Regions from separate parts of the Homo sapiens genome. Here region 2 is linked to region 1. A link is a loop called in an ENCODE intact Hi-C map of the cell type or tissue named here. Cell type or tissue: mammary epithelial cell. All regions are shown on one strand. Region 1 has its middle 120 kb from the start of ZNF518B. Region 2 has its middle 170 kb from the start of WDR1.

Region 1 (4,000 bases):
ACTGTCTGAGTTACAGCGATGATAAGGAACAGCAACAGATAATTCAATACTTCCCTGCATTATGTTTAGAAAAATTTCCATCAGAATAAAATCTGTTGAAATGTAGATTTTGAATCCTATTAATCTGAAAATTCAGTACCACATAGGTACTAGTGTTGTGACCACTAAAACAGATCTGGAAGATCCAGTGAGGTAGACTCGATCTAGCCAATCCCGAAGCATGCTGTACTATGCCAAGAATCCAAATTAGCTAAAAATGCAGCTTATTTTTCTCTTGTAGGCAGGGCTTTAACCCAGTAGGACAGGGGTATTAAGACTTTTACATAGAACATTATCAAAGTGGATCCCATCTACCTTTGCAGAAGGCATCATAAGGGGAACTGCCTGACCTGCCACACCTGTCACAGCATAGGCTGTGCAACTGTGTCCTGGAGCCAGAACTCAAACCTTGATTCTGTGTCCAAGGCATGAACCAAGGAGTTTTCCGAACTAGCCACATACTTCATCAACCCACTCACACCAAGAAAGAAAATCAGAGCTGGTCTATAAAGAGGACAGACTGCTATGACCATGGGCAGCTGTATTTGGGGCTCAACCTAAGAACACTGGGAGAAGGGAAAAAGATTGTGAGACTTGGAATCAACCTAATAACATTGGGAGGAGAGGAGAGAAGAGATTGTGAGACTTGGAAGGGCCAGTCCTATGGCATGGATGTTGCTGGGCCTTTAACCTCTACCCTTGACCACAGCAAAGGGAGCAATGGCAAGGAAGGTTTAATACCCAAGACTGAGGTCTCAAGATGCAGAAGCCAGTGAGGGAAGACTCTGGTGACCCAGACCCAATCAATACTGCCCATGTAGTCCATTTTATGGGCATGAAATGGAGTGAATTTCTCCACCAGAAAAGTAGTGAGAAACCTCACCAGGAGCACTGTAAATCCTCTGGTTTAATAATGACCCTCATGTGGAAACAGTATCAATGCCAGTCACGCTAGAGTCAGAGAACAACCTAGGAACTGTCCAGAAGCTGAGGTAATAGAAGTGAAAAGCTACAGAGGATTGCAAAATTAAACCCAAGCACATTTATGAGCAGCTTGCAAGGGAAGACAGCACCAGGTACGGTGGATACAGGTACTTGGGTTAATCCTGCCAGGACTGCAAACAAGACAAGGGGTCCACACCAGCTTATTCAACCCTACACATTTCAATTGGGAGCCAGAGTTCTTTTGGCTGGAATCACAATTCAACCCCACACCCCCTACTCAAGGGAAAAAGTAGGAAATGCTGGAGGAGGGAAAAATAAATTCTGATGAAAAGATCATCAATGGCTCAATTTCAAATGGGATGCTGACTGTTCTTAGCAGCTTAGGACCATGTGGAAGCACACCTAAACTAAATGTTAAGAGTTGCAATCTTATTTACTCCTAAGTAGTATGTTCTATAGCAATAACAAGCAAAAGTTGACGTGTTCTTACAAGTATGCATTACAGCCCCATGAAGGACTGAGCATTGCAAATTTCGTCAACAATTATAACAGCATATGACAAGTGACATAAAATAGAAGGTAGATGACATTTTAGCTCTTGAATGAAACAGTCTCACCTCTTTGCTGTGGTAGAAAGCATGAGACTTAAAAGACAAAACATCCTTTGAATATAATGATCAGTCATCTCCATTTTTTATTCTCATTCTGATAAATTTAATAGAAACAGACTTTGCAGGAGATAGTTACACGACAAGGGTGAAAAAGACAGGGGTGTGTGAGCAGCTCTCCCAGGAGAAGGAGAAAGTCCCCATCACAGGAAGGAAGAGTGGGGAGCTCCTTGCTGCAGTAGACACTGAGGTCATTTGTCTTCTGCTGAGACAGAAACACAGGCAGCTGCACATTCTACTTGAATGACTGAGCTGCCCCAGGCCATGCCCTCATCCTCTCAGCTAGCTCATTTTCCTGCAGAGGCACCCCAGCAGCTCAGGGGAATAGATACTTGGGTAAAGAGAAAATTGGTGGAATGTTAGAGGTAGCGGGTTAAACCGGACTGTAGCCCTCCAGGAGGGATGTTGTGAAATGGATTGCTCGTGGTTCCTCCAGGGTCCCCAAGCAGTGTTGAGTCTCAGTCACCTCCATCAGTGACCAGCTCAATCCTAACCCCTCTTCAGTGGCTGCCCTCTCTACATTGCCACCCCCTTTCACTCTCCTCTGGGCTCCCTTGGATCACTTTCAAATAAGGGACCAATAAAGTAGGCAGATGAAGGGTCCCTCTTAAGTCCTCCTCCAAGCCCCGAGAACCCATGAATATGCTATGCTACACAGCAGGCAGGGAGTGAAGGGGAGAGACGGAAATGAGGTTGCTCATCATCTTGAAGGTACAGAGATTCCCGGGATTGCTCAGGGGGAGCAATGTCAGGAAAGTGATTCAAGTGTGAAAGTGGGAGAGGCAGGGAGAATTGGAGGGGAGAATCAGAATTCGAGATGTGGGTGCACACTGGGCAGACAGAGGTGGTCCCATCTGAGGCAGAAAAGGGTCCCCACACTGAAGGTTACAGAAGAAACAAGGTAAGGAATGCTGGGGGTCTCTAAAGATAGCTAAAGGCATGAAACAAATTGCCCAATGGAGCAGACAGACAACTTTGCCAACATTTTCATTTTTTCCGAGTGACTCCATTCTAAACACCTCTCATCTCTCTGATAGAATAAATTTATTTACATTTAAGCTCCTAATGCACTGATTACTTATCACAATACCATAGGAAATATAGCACCTGTCCAAAATTCTTACTTCAACATTCAGGGGAATCCAGAAGTCACTGCTTTTCACCTTCTATTTCAACTAGGAGGCCTTAGAACTCTCCTCTCTGGTGACCCTAATCCAGAAAACAGGCAAGAAGAATGGCCACACATCCTCTTAGCATCCCAGGAGGGAGATTTTGCAGTGATATTACAGATGGTTCTCATTTCAAGTGAGTGTCAAATGCTTTGAAATAGATTAAAACATGAAAGAAATCGGTATTTTGGTTTTCTATGGAGGAAACTAAATATACAGCACAGTACATTAATGAACTATTCTATGGAGCAAGACATCTTCCTCACTGGATTCTACCATCAGAGTAGAAATCATATATAAATCATTCCAAACACAAAAACCAAACATTTTCAAAATGCCCGTTTCCAAGCAACTAAGTAGACTGACAGACAACCGAGTGCTTCCTGAAGTTCTGCGTCCCAGAGAGGCTCCCACTTCACAGGAGAGCACGAGGTCCCTGCCTTTCCCAAGCTGTAGGTCAGCATGGCTCCCAACTAGCACATTTCTCACTGCACACTCACAACAGCAAGCTCTTCCTGACAGACAGCTCTAAATCATCTTCCTCTTCCCGCTATGTCTGCTGCCTTCCAGGCTCTTAGAATCACTTTCCAAGAAAGAAACACAAAACACAAACGTGAAAGGGTCTAAGATATGGAAAGCAAGACCAGCAGCGAGAACACTAGGAGAAAGGACCATGACATCCGAGACCCCCATCAGTACTGCCCACAAACTCCACACCCAGTGGAACTTTCCTGGGAGTAAAATGTCAAATCTCTGAGCAGTCAGGTGGTTGTACACTTTACCTGGACCATTCCAGGCACTCCGGCTTGGGAATGACTCTCACAAACACAAAATGAACAAGAGCACCCTGCAGACAAGGATCAAAGGCTAACCTAGGCTGTGTCTAAGAGACAGAGATGATGGGTGTCAAAGCACTTTATAAAGAACTGGGCAAAGTTACAGCAGACACTCTTGGCAGCAGCTTCCACTAGAAATCAGCACAGGTTCTGGTTGACTCAGGGACATGGTTTAGTCCCGCCAGGGACAGTTAGTATAAAAGTTTCAAAGGATCTCATCACTCCTGCTCATTCAATCCTAAAAGTTGTAATTGGGAGGCAGTGACTTTGGTCTCTCTCACTATGACTCAATGCATCCGAACAATGTGGGACATTGGAAGGAATACATTTCTTCCTTCAAAAT
Region 2 (4,000 bases), 53 kb after region 1:
GCACAAAGGGGATCAGAGCCTGGTCCAGAGCTCTGTGATGGAGGCTATCTAGGGAGTAGTCTTTCCTAGAGGCAGTGGTATTGTCAGAAGATGTTCTTTGGTGCAGAAACTGAAACACTTTTGCATTAATGTCAGTATAGAGGAAAGGTAATTATCAGGACACCCAGATAGAGACGTTTTGGACACAAAATCAATAAAGCTCAACATGTCATTGCTGGGAAGAGATGGGAATTAGTCATGAGCTTATCAGTCTAGAGATCAGCTCCCCACACTAGACATTCCTGGTATGAGTCAAGTGGCTTGGGGCTATCAGACCACTGACCTTGCACATCAGATCAAGGCACTCGAGGATGACCTCTGTAAGCAGGAGACAATCCACTTGGTGGCTGCCCTCAGTTACATGGACATCCCCACCACAGAAGCACTAGAATATGGCTCGGGAGGTGGACAGCAAAGCAGGCAATACCATAGTTACCTGGACAAAGCCTGTTCTGGTGGACAAAGGTGCCAAAGTCAAGTTCCTTGATGCGGTATAAAACCTGGTATACCAATAGCCATGGGCTCATCACTGAGGACTAGATAGGATCACCAGGTCTACTGGTTTAGTGTTACTCCCAAAGTAACTGTCACATATCACAGCTAGACAATAAGGTTCTGGTTTTCACGTTTGTCAGTGTGCAGGATCAAGGGTTCTGAACCTATTGGCAGCTCTACTGACACTGACCAACAGCTAGTTCATCACAAGAAGAGCCCTAGCATAACTTATTTCCCTTAGTATAATTATTCCAAGACTTCTGAGCCACTCTCCAAAAAAGTAAATCAAGGGAAAAAAGCACAACAGGGCTAATGACTGGAAGGCATCACCAACAGCTACATTTTCCACTCCGAAACACATAGGCTCCATGTTTGAGCCAAAGGTCAGTTAATCTGACGATGACACTGCAGACTGTAATGGCTTCAAAATTGTGCTGTCTCCCGACTGGCCCTGTCTATACTCAGGGGAAGATGCAATGTTGCTCATGACAAGTGTTCTTTCCACTTGTCTAGGACATTATTGTGTCTAGTGGCTCTAAAGGCATCTAGTGAAGACATATCAGTGTCCAGCTACAACCTTCTGGCATTTAGGTCTTCGCTTTATGTAGGGGAAATTTGGGGGTAGCATCCGAGACACCACAGCTTTGGGGGATATCTAAGTACAAGATACCATGAGCCCATTGAGTATAGGGGGACATAATTTTAGCCAGAAACACAAAGTACTTCTCAGTAGCATCCCCACCAGTCTATGTTCAGGTAGGAGAGCTTCTACATGAACTCACAGGACAGAGAACACTCACCTACAAGGCACCATGGTTTTTAGAATACAACCTTTGCAATGGAGACTAAGATCAAGAAAGTAGGATACAGTTCATATCCTCAAAGATCAAGTGTCAGATAACAGTGTATCAAAGAATGAAGTCATGAAACAGGTTAAGACATGCCACACCACTTAAAGTACAGTACTCTAAAATATGAGATCGTTTACATGAGAAGTAGGATACAATTTCCTGATACTCTGAATCACAAAGAAAATAGAAATGCTGCAATGCAGAACAAGTAGTTGCATTTTAGTCACTCAAACTGTTCTCATTTTGGTTCCACAAGTGTAGCATAGAAAAAGACAATGCATTAAGGCATTTGGTTTCTGGATACTATCCATGGCACAGGCCACGTGGTTCAAATATGGACTCTTCTTTTGGGATGGTTCATCTGTCAGAGGTATAGATCAACATAAGGAATAGCGTCTCATGATGCAAAAGTGGCATAACGGACTGCAGAAAATGTGAATAGTACCAGGAGCTAACAGCACACTTATTTTCTGTATCATATTTAGAATATAATTTCTATCATATCATCCTTATTAATCAGAACATTAAGTTTCATACAGAATTATTTTCGGTTCTAGACTTCCAAAGAGTTCTCTGTTGTAAGGGCTTGAACAAAGCAGTCTATCCAGTGTTGAATTCCTGATCAAGTCAATCTTGAAGCATGCTAGACAACTCACAGTAATAGGAAATGTTAACGAGCTTATTTCTAAGCAAACCTTTAATCCAGTACCACTGGGCAATTAACACTTTCAGATGGAACAACTTCAAATGGAACCTTTTGACAGGCCCCAGCCCTGTGATTGCTGCCAGGAAATTATGCTGAAGAATCACTCTGTAGCCTTCTAAAGTATCAAACAAAAAGTCTTTCTGATTGGACAAATCCCTCAATTCATCATCAACCAACTCTTAATTCAGAGCTGTTCCCTAAGAAGGAAACCTGTCTCAACTTCCAGGAAACCATGTTTGAAGCTCAACCTAAGACCAGCAGGGCACAGGGCACATGCTCACTTTGTCAGATGTAGGTTGTGCCAGTGGGTCAGCTCTACACACAGCACAGAGGATGCTGGGCCCTTGAATTTGATCTTCACTATCCAAAGGGAGTCCATGGCAGAGAAAATGGAACACCTCAGATCTGAGAACCATAAACGTGGAGGCCAGGGAAGTGGGGAAAGAGCATGGTGACCCAGGCCCAGTCAGTCAATATTACCTATGTAATCCACATCCAGGGGAACCTCCTGGGGTTAAATGAATGATCCCCACAAGAACAGTTTGGGATGGTCCAGGTAAAGTGTCCCACCACCTAAATCTGGTTTTCAAATGACCCTTATATGGATAGAAGTAACAAGAGTCTTGGCTACTTGTGTCCGTAGAAGGGCATCGAAATGACCTAGGTTATATTCATCAGTGGCTCATATCATGGGGATCAAAAGACAGAAGTGGGTAAAGCCAAGCCAAATCCAAACATGTCTGGGAGCGGCTTTCCCCTAGAGGAAGCAGCTTGACTTTGAGCTCCCATGATTCAAGAGAGCCTAGCCAAAGTGATTCAGAGGAGAATGGATACCTTTCACCAGGAACAAGAGTATTAATCCTCCAATCAAAGCGAGATGAACACTATTCTTACCAGCTCGAACTATGAAGAGGTTCTTTAATCAAGTAAGGGGCAATAGAGTATTTTAGATCCCTACCTCCCTAAACACATAATGAGGATTGTGGCAATGAAAAGCAAAAGGTGATAGACATTACCATATTCACACACATATTCACACACACGTACCATGTGTGAATATTGTAATGAGATATCATTTGATCAGAGATCAAAACCTGCTGACCTCCACGACCCTCAAAAGGAAGAATGAGAAGTATCTCAGTCAGCTTAGAATAAATCATGTTATGTAAAGAACATCTGACAAATGAGTCAGGTCTTATTTTAGAACCACAGGCATGCCATTCTGTTCAGTTTTGTCAGAAAAAGCTCAAGATTTAGAACAAGTCAACTTTTCTTGTGTTCAGAGAAAAGTTACTGTTTTATGTTATTCACTCCCAATGTTGCATTCATTATTCCCTATGCCGCCAACAGGCACTGAGCCCATTCTTCTGCACAAAGAGACACTTAGGTGGTTTGCTATTTGATTAGGATCACTGGGCTCAGGGGCCATGTTCTTACCCTTTGTTCACTTTTTTCCAAACAGAGCCACATTCCACCAGCACAGGAGATAAGTGCCTCAGAAGGGGAACAGTATGATCATGGCAGGCAGAGGTGGGGCCAAAGATTCAGAGTCTTATCCCTAAGGAGAGACATTGTGAGATACATTCCACCCCTCCCCAGAGAGACCTAAGGATGATTGGGCCACTGTCTTGTCTACATGACCAAGTGACAACTACCCTTTCAGTAGCTTCTAACCTTTCAGCAGTTCAGCATCCCACTCTGGGCCTTCAGAGATCACGTCCAAAAAAGACCAGATGTAGGCAAATTGACGTCTTGATCCTAATAGACTCTGAGCGTGTTAAGAAACATGCCAGTGGCACATTTAGGGAACATATTGAAATATGGTTGAAATCCAACTGAATGTATAATTTAGATATCATCCAGGAGGACTGTCATCAAAAGAGGGACAAAAGTTCAGATGAGAGTCCAA

What was found. Hi-C counts contacts between places; a loop is a spot of excess contacts. Peaks named below come from ENCODE experiments on the same cell type or tissue, not always from the same donor. Only the 100,000 strongest peaks of a DNase experiment are listed, where the experiment ranks them.
Region 2: it touches region 1 in a loop (2.0-fold over the local background); 1 of 110 quality-filtered maps calls a loop at or near these places.

What each region holds. Positions count from the first base shown.
Region 1 is chr4:10,334,590-10,338,589 of GRCh38, reverse strand. No RefSeq gene overlaps it. Among named protein-coding and RNA genes, the nearest start is that of ZNF518B, 120 kb to the left of the region's middle. In mammary epithelial cell, no CTCF peak of the experiment used is centred here; a DNase peak (open chromatin) is centred at 1,899; H3K27ac peaks cover 741 bases.
Region 2 is chr4:10,281,502-10,285,501 of GRCh38, reverse strand. It overlaps the pseudogene LOC100422637. Among named protein-coding and RNA genes, the nearest start is that of WDR1, 170 kb to the right of the region's middle. In mammary epithelial cell, no CTCF peak of the experiment used is centred here; DNase peaks (open chromatin) are centred at 261, 1,541 and 3,261; H3K27ac peaks cover 3,559 bases.